Regions from separate parts of the Homo sapiens genome. Here region 1 is linked to region 2. Evidence: read pairs that join two places in POLR2A ChIA-PET (ENCODE). Cell type or tissue: A673. All regions are shown on one strand. Each heading gives the region's core, and the rest is flanking DNA. Links, peaks and the distances in the headings are about the cores only.

Region 1 (2,908 bases), core at 316-2,815, 410 kb after region 2:
TTCCCTCTTCTTCCCTCTTCCAAAAAGAAAAAGAAATTGGGCCTTTTAATTTTGAGCCAGAGAAACTGCTGCGAAGGCCTTTGCCCAGCCTCACCCTGGGAGTTAGTCGTCGTCTTCATTGTCGTCTTCGTTGTCTTCTTCTTTCTTCCTCTCTTCTTCTTTCTTCCTCCTCCTCTTCTTCTTTCTTCCTCTTCCTCTTCTTCTTCCTCTTGCTCCTCCTCCTCCTCCTCTTCTCCCCCAACCCCCACGTTCACTTCATCCCCTGGGAGCTGAGGCTTCCAGGCTCCAGCCTGCAACACATACCGTTCTACTCCCTCTCATCCACAGCCTGCCGGACCACAGGCTGCCCCTACCCCCACTGAAGGGCTGCCACACCAGCCCCGCTTGTCACTGCATTTCTGCTAACTCTTTCTGTTGCGTCCGCACATGACAGGCCCCACCACCATGTGCACATCTGGAAGCCCCACTCAGGTGGCTTCTTTGCCCAAATGCGCTCCTAGTTTTCCACTTCCTGGTGAACCAGCTGTGCTCTTGAGCTCTTGCCCGCGTCCCCTTCTCAGCATCGTCCCATTTCCACTTCCTCACCCCCACGCAACAGGGGATGCTGACCTCAGATCCTCATGCACTGCAGCACAAGACACCCTGTCCCTTCAGGGCCCTTCTCCAATGCTTGTTCATCATGACACTGAGACGTGGTCTCCAATCCATCAAGATCCCTCCTGCTGGGGTCCTCACAAGTTCTGTCTTAATGGACCACTTGGAGTCTTGCCTATTACCTGTAATGGCCTGTAAATTTCCTGGAGTACGGACCAGGAGTGGTTCTGATTCCCCACGGCAACAAGCGGATAGCAGGCTGCTGGTAAAGATCTGTAGAATAGATAAAGAGCCACGTGGTCTTTTATTACATAATCCTAAAGAAAATAGGAAACGAAGGACAGGATTCCATCTTAAGAAACCCCTTTCAGCTGGGCGCAGTGGCTCACATCTGTAATCCCAGCACTTTGGGAGGCCGACAGATCACCTGAGGTCAGGAAACCAGCTTGGCCAAAACCGTCTCTACTAAAAATAAATTATCCAGGTGTGGTGGCTCACACTAGGGGGACAGAGGCCGAAATTGTGGCTGCAGGAACATGGCGAAGGTCCGGTTGACTCTGCACCTGCGAGTCGTAAATCTCACGGTCCAGCCAGCCTGCTCTGGGTCTCTCTCTTCCATCCTTGGTATTTCAAAGAAACACTTGCAGCTCCTTCAAAGCCACATAGCCTCACTTCCCCTCTTCTCCCTGGTAAACTCAGCAAAAAAGGGACATCCACAGCAAAAGGAACTCAAGAAACAGTAATAATCCTGGGGACCTGGACTCACTGAGACAGCCCAGAGACCGTAGTGATCAGGGTGCGGCCCTTTTCAGTGCCATTGAGAACAAGGGAGGGAGAAGTCACCTTCTCTTGCCACATCTTTGTCATTGCACTCCTTCCCCAACCTGGGGCTGCAGAGAAGGTCTGCCCACCTGGCTTCTGAGTCATCCAAGTCTAGGAGGTTGCTCTTTGCCTATGTCCCCTGGTCCCCAGGTAGGTGCCAGTTAGGAGTGAGGTGTGGGCAGTGGCCGCCCTGGTGGGTTCCCCTCTCTCTGGCTTCTCCTTACAACTTTTTCCTTCCCTTTAAGCTTTACAAATACATTCCACTTGCAACAATGTTATGTCTGTATTAAACTTTAAAATTATACTCTGAACAGACCTGGTGTGATTCCATATGGAATGATTTACATGCTAGGCAAGAAACTTTTGCCAGCCAACTGCTAGTTGAATAGTTATTCTAGAGACATTATCAGATTCTATTACTGCCAGGGAAGTTGTTAAAGTTGACAGTTCTTCGGTTCCTGGAGAGCAGGAAATTGTAATGTTAATGCTTATTAATGTGGCTGTTGTCAAAGGTATAAGTAGAAAATAATCACTCTGGTGGCTCATGCCTGTAATACCAACACTTTGGGAGGCTGAGGCGGGTGGATCACTTGAGGTCAGGAGTTCGAGACTAGCCTGGCCAACGTGGTGAAACCCCGTCTCTACTAGAAATACAAAAATTAGCTGGGCATGATGGCACATGCCTGTAATCCCAGCTACTCGGGAGGCTGAGGTAGGAGAATCGCTTGAACCTGGGCAGAGGTTGCAGTGAGCCAATATCGCGCCACTGCACTCTAGCCTGGGTGACAGAACGAGACTCTGTCTCAAAAAATAAATAAAATAACCCCTCTGTTGTGCTCTTGCAGCATTCTGAAGTCCATGGAGTTTGCACCGTCCGAGGGCGCTGGGACACAGGTACGTGTCTCACCTCAATGGTCAGCACTAGCATCAGCCCCGCTGCTGGTTACCACTGGTCCCTCCGGCATATCCCATGATCCACTGTTTCTACGAGACCTCTCACTTACAGCCGATGAGTCATACTTCAAGAACATTTAACCAAGTTGAAGCAAATTATCTTTTTTTTTTTGTCTCCTTTTTTTCCATGTGTCCAAGGCATGAACCAGGCATAGATCAAAAGCCAAGCTGGGGATGAACAAGGGATTGCTTCATCCCTGACTGATAGGAGATGGGCACTACCAAAAAGCAAATTATCTTTAACAAAAAGAGGCAAAAAGAGAAAAGCTAGTGTTTTCCAAACTGGTAACTGAAGTGAAATTGTGATTTCACTTCAGCAGGTACTAAGAACATAAATAAAAAACAATTTCAGATTGTGTTTAAGAAGGCCAGGCTCAGTAGCTCATGCCTGTAATCCCAGCACTTTGGGAGGCCAAGACAGGAGGATCGCTTTGAGGCCAGGAATTTGAGACCAGCCTGGGCAATATAGCAAGACCATGTTGCTATTAAAAAAAAAAAAAATAGCCAAGTACTGTGACATATACCCGTGGTCCCAGCT
Region 2 (2,908 bases), core at 248-2,747:
ACTGTCCTGCCTCAGCCTCCTGTGTAGCTGGGATTACAGGTGTGCATCTCAGTGACTGGCTGATTTTTGTATTTTTAGTAGAGATGGGGTTTCAGTATGTTGGGAAGGCTGGTCTCGAACACCTGACCTCAGGTGATCCACCCACCTCGGCCTCCCAAACTGCTGGGCCACCTTGTGAGCCACTGTGCCCAGCCTCTATGTGTTTCTTTTTATTGATCTGTAAAATGGGTATAATGATGTGGGAAAAAAACAGAAAAGAAAAGAAAAACACACACACACACACATAAAAACAGAACATTTGTGGGCTGGGTGCGCATACCTACTGTGGGAGGCCCAAACAGGAGCATGGCTTGAGGCCAGGAGTTTGAGATCAGCCTGGACATCATGGTGAGACCCCGTCTCTATGAAAAACATTTAATTAGCTGGGCATGGTGGTGCACACCTATAGTCCCAGCAACTTGGGAGGCTGAGACAAGAGGGTTGTTTGAGTCCAGGAAGGAGTTTGAGGCTTCAGTGAGCTGCAGTCGTGCCACTGCACTCCAGCCTGGATGACAGAGACCCTATCTCTAAAAAAAGAAAGGAAGAAAAAAAAACAACATTTGCATAATAATTATGAAAGCCAATTAAGTTTAGAGTTTTCTTCCAAATTCCTGCACAAGACCAAAATTACCAGCAAAGGATTCCAGTCCCTAGGACCTAGATGGGTCTCCATGGGTATACGCAATTCTAAAGCTGTCATATCCTCGACTCCTGGGATCTCCAGGCAGCTTCTGGACAGTTATGGGCACCAACTTGCTGGGGAAGATACTGCACTCTTTGCGAACAGTCTTTCTAGTTCATTTCAGAAGGGCAGGGGGCACCCCTTTTTGGATGGGTGTCATCTGGGAAAGATACTGAACCTATTGTGAAGGAATCCAGTGTGTGGAGTGAGGAACTATGAGTGGACGCTGTAGAAATTCCAAGTTCAGGCTGGGCACGGTGGCTCACACCTGAAATCCCAGCACTTTGGGAGGCCGAGGCGGGTGGATCACTTGAGGCCAGGTGTTCGAGACCAGCCTGGGCAACATGGTGAAACCCCGTCTCTACTAAAAATGCAAAAATTAGCCAGGTTTGGTGGCATACACCTGTAATCCCAGCTACTTGGAGGCTGAAGTAGGAGAATCGTTTGAACCCAGGAAGCGGAGGTTGCAGTGAGCAGAGACCGCGCCACTGCACTCCAGCCTGGGCAACAGAGCGAGACTCTGTTTCAAAAAAAAAAAAAAAAAATTCCAAGTTCAGCCCCTTAAAAGGAGGAGTTTTCTGGTGATGCTCCAGAGATGGACCAGGCTGCTCTGGAAGGATGAGGGCAGAGTCCTGGTTTCCAGTTGGTTAGGGTGCTGCAGAGAAGCACCTCTCATGTTTTGATGCACGCAGGAATCACCTGAGGACCTTGTGCAAATGCAGACTTTAATTCAGCAAGTCCAAGATGGGAGGCATTTCTAACCAGCTCTCAGGTTTTTCTAACCTGATGCAGGTGCAACTGGTCCCCAGACCATACTTAGGACGCTGATCTTTCTTTCTTTTTTCTTTCCTTTTCTTTTCTTTCTTTTTTTTTTTTTTTTAATTTGAGATGGAGTCTTGTTCTGTCACCCAGGCTGGAGTGCAATGGCACAGTCTCAGCTCACTACAACCTCCACCTCCCAGGTTCAAGTGATTCTCCTGCCTAAGCCTCTCAAGTAGGTGGGATTACAGGCGTGCACCACCACACCCAGCTAATTTTTGTACTTTTATTACAGACAGGGTTTCACCATGTTGGCCAGGCTGGTCTCAAATTCCTGACCTCAGGTGATCCACCCTCCTCAGCCTCCCAAAGTGCTGGGATTACAGGCGTGAGCCACCTTGAGAACACTGATCTTTCATATCTCCCCAGCCCCAACGTCTGTCCTTCTGTGATTCTATGATCAAATGACCATTGAGTTAATGGCACAGCGGGTCCTGGTTGGCTTGGACCAGTGAACGTAGCAACAGGAGTTAGAGAACCTCCATTCACAGCGTGTTCTTAATGCCGCCTACTTTTATCCTCATAGACAAATGATTTCTGTGTTTTGTTTTGTTTTGTTTTGTTTTGTTTTGTTTTGTTTTGTTTGAGACAAGGTCTCACTGTCTTCCAGGCTGGAGTGCAGTGGTGCAATCTCAGCTCACTGCATCCTTGACTTCCCGGGCTCAGGTAATCCTCCTACCTCAGCCTCCCAAGGAGCTGGGACTACTGCCCGCCACAAGGCCCAGTTAATTTTTGTATTTTTCATAGAGATGGGGTTTTGCCATGTTGCCCAGGCTGATCTCGAACTCTTGGACTCAAGCGATTGGCCCGCCTCGGCCTCCAGCGACTGGCCCACCTCGGCCTCCCAAAGTGCTGGGGTTACAGGCGTGAGCCACCATGCCAGGTTAACTTTTGTAACTTTTGTAGAGATGGGGTTTTGCCATGTTGTCCAGGCTGGTCTCTAACCCTTGGGCTCAATTTAATGGCCTGCTTCAGCCTCCCAAAGTGCTGGGATGGTTTTCTGTTTTGTGATTAGCAGAGAGAGTTCTGCTGGGATGGTTTTCTGTTTTGTGGTTAGCAAAGAGAGCCCCACTGCACCTGACCCTCCTCCCTGAGGCCATTTGGGAGATTGTGGAGTCAGACCACATTGAAAGCTCAGCTCCAAAGGGCTTCCACTGAGGAGGCTGGGGCTGGTGTGGTTTGTAGCTTCAAAGAACTCAGACAGAGGTCTTTTCCAGAGTCAAGGTGAATAGAAGAAAGCAAATTACAAGAATGTCATTGTGCCTGCAGGCAGGGAATTTGTGACTAAGACCCTATCTCTGTCCTATGTTGCCTATGGCTCCCCCTCATTCCCCAAGCCCAATCCATTCCTGCCCACCCTGATCAACA

The links. Peaks named below come from ENCODE experiments on the same cell type or tissue, not always from the same donor. Only the 100,000 strongest peaks of a DNase experiment are listed, where the experiment ranks them.
Region 1: POLR2A ChIA-PET joins it to region 2 with 9 read pairs; 2 of 35 experiments call an interaction of 5 or more read pairs at or near these places.

What each region holds. Positions count from the first base shown.
Region 1 is chr7:102,191,581-102,194,488 of GRCh38, forward strand. CUX1 (cut like homeobox 1) reads left to right here. Exons shown (of 24, transcript NM_181552.4): 13 at 2,262-2,310. It overlaps LOC124900244 (small nucleolar RNA SNORA48), which reads right to left and starts at 2,625; the gene lies at 2,496-2,625. In A673, for the core only: no CTCF peak of the experiment used is centred there; a DNase peak (open chromatin) is centred at 1,841.
Region 2 is chr7:101,785,481-101,788,388 of GRCh38, forward strand. No RefSeq gene overlaps it. Among named protein-coding and RNA genes, the nearest start is that of CUX1, 31 kb to the right of the region's middle. In A673, for the core only: no CTCF peak of the experiment used is centred there; no DNase peak of the experiment used is centred there.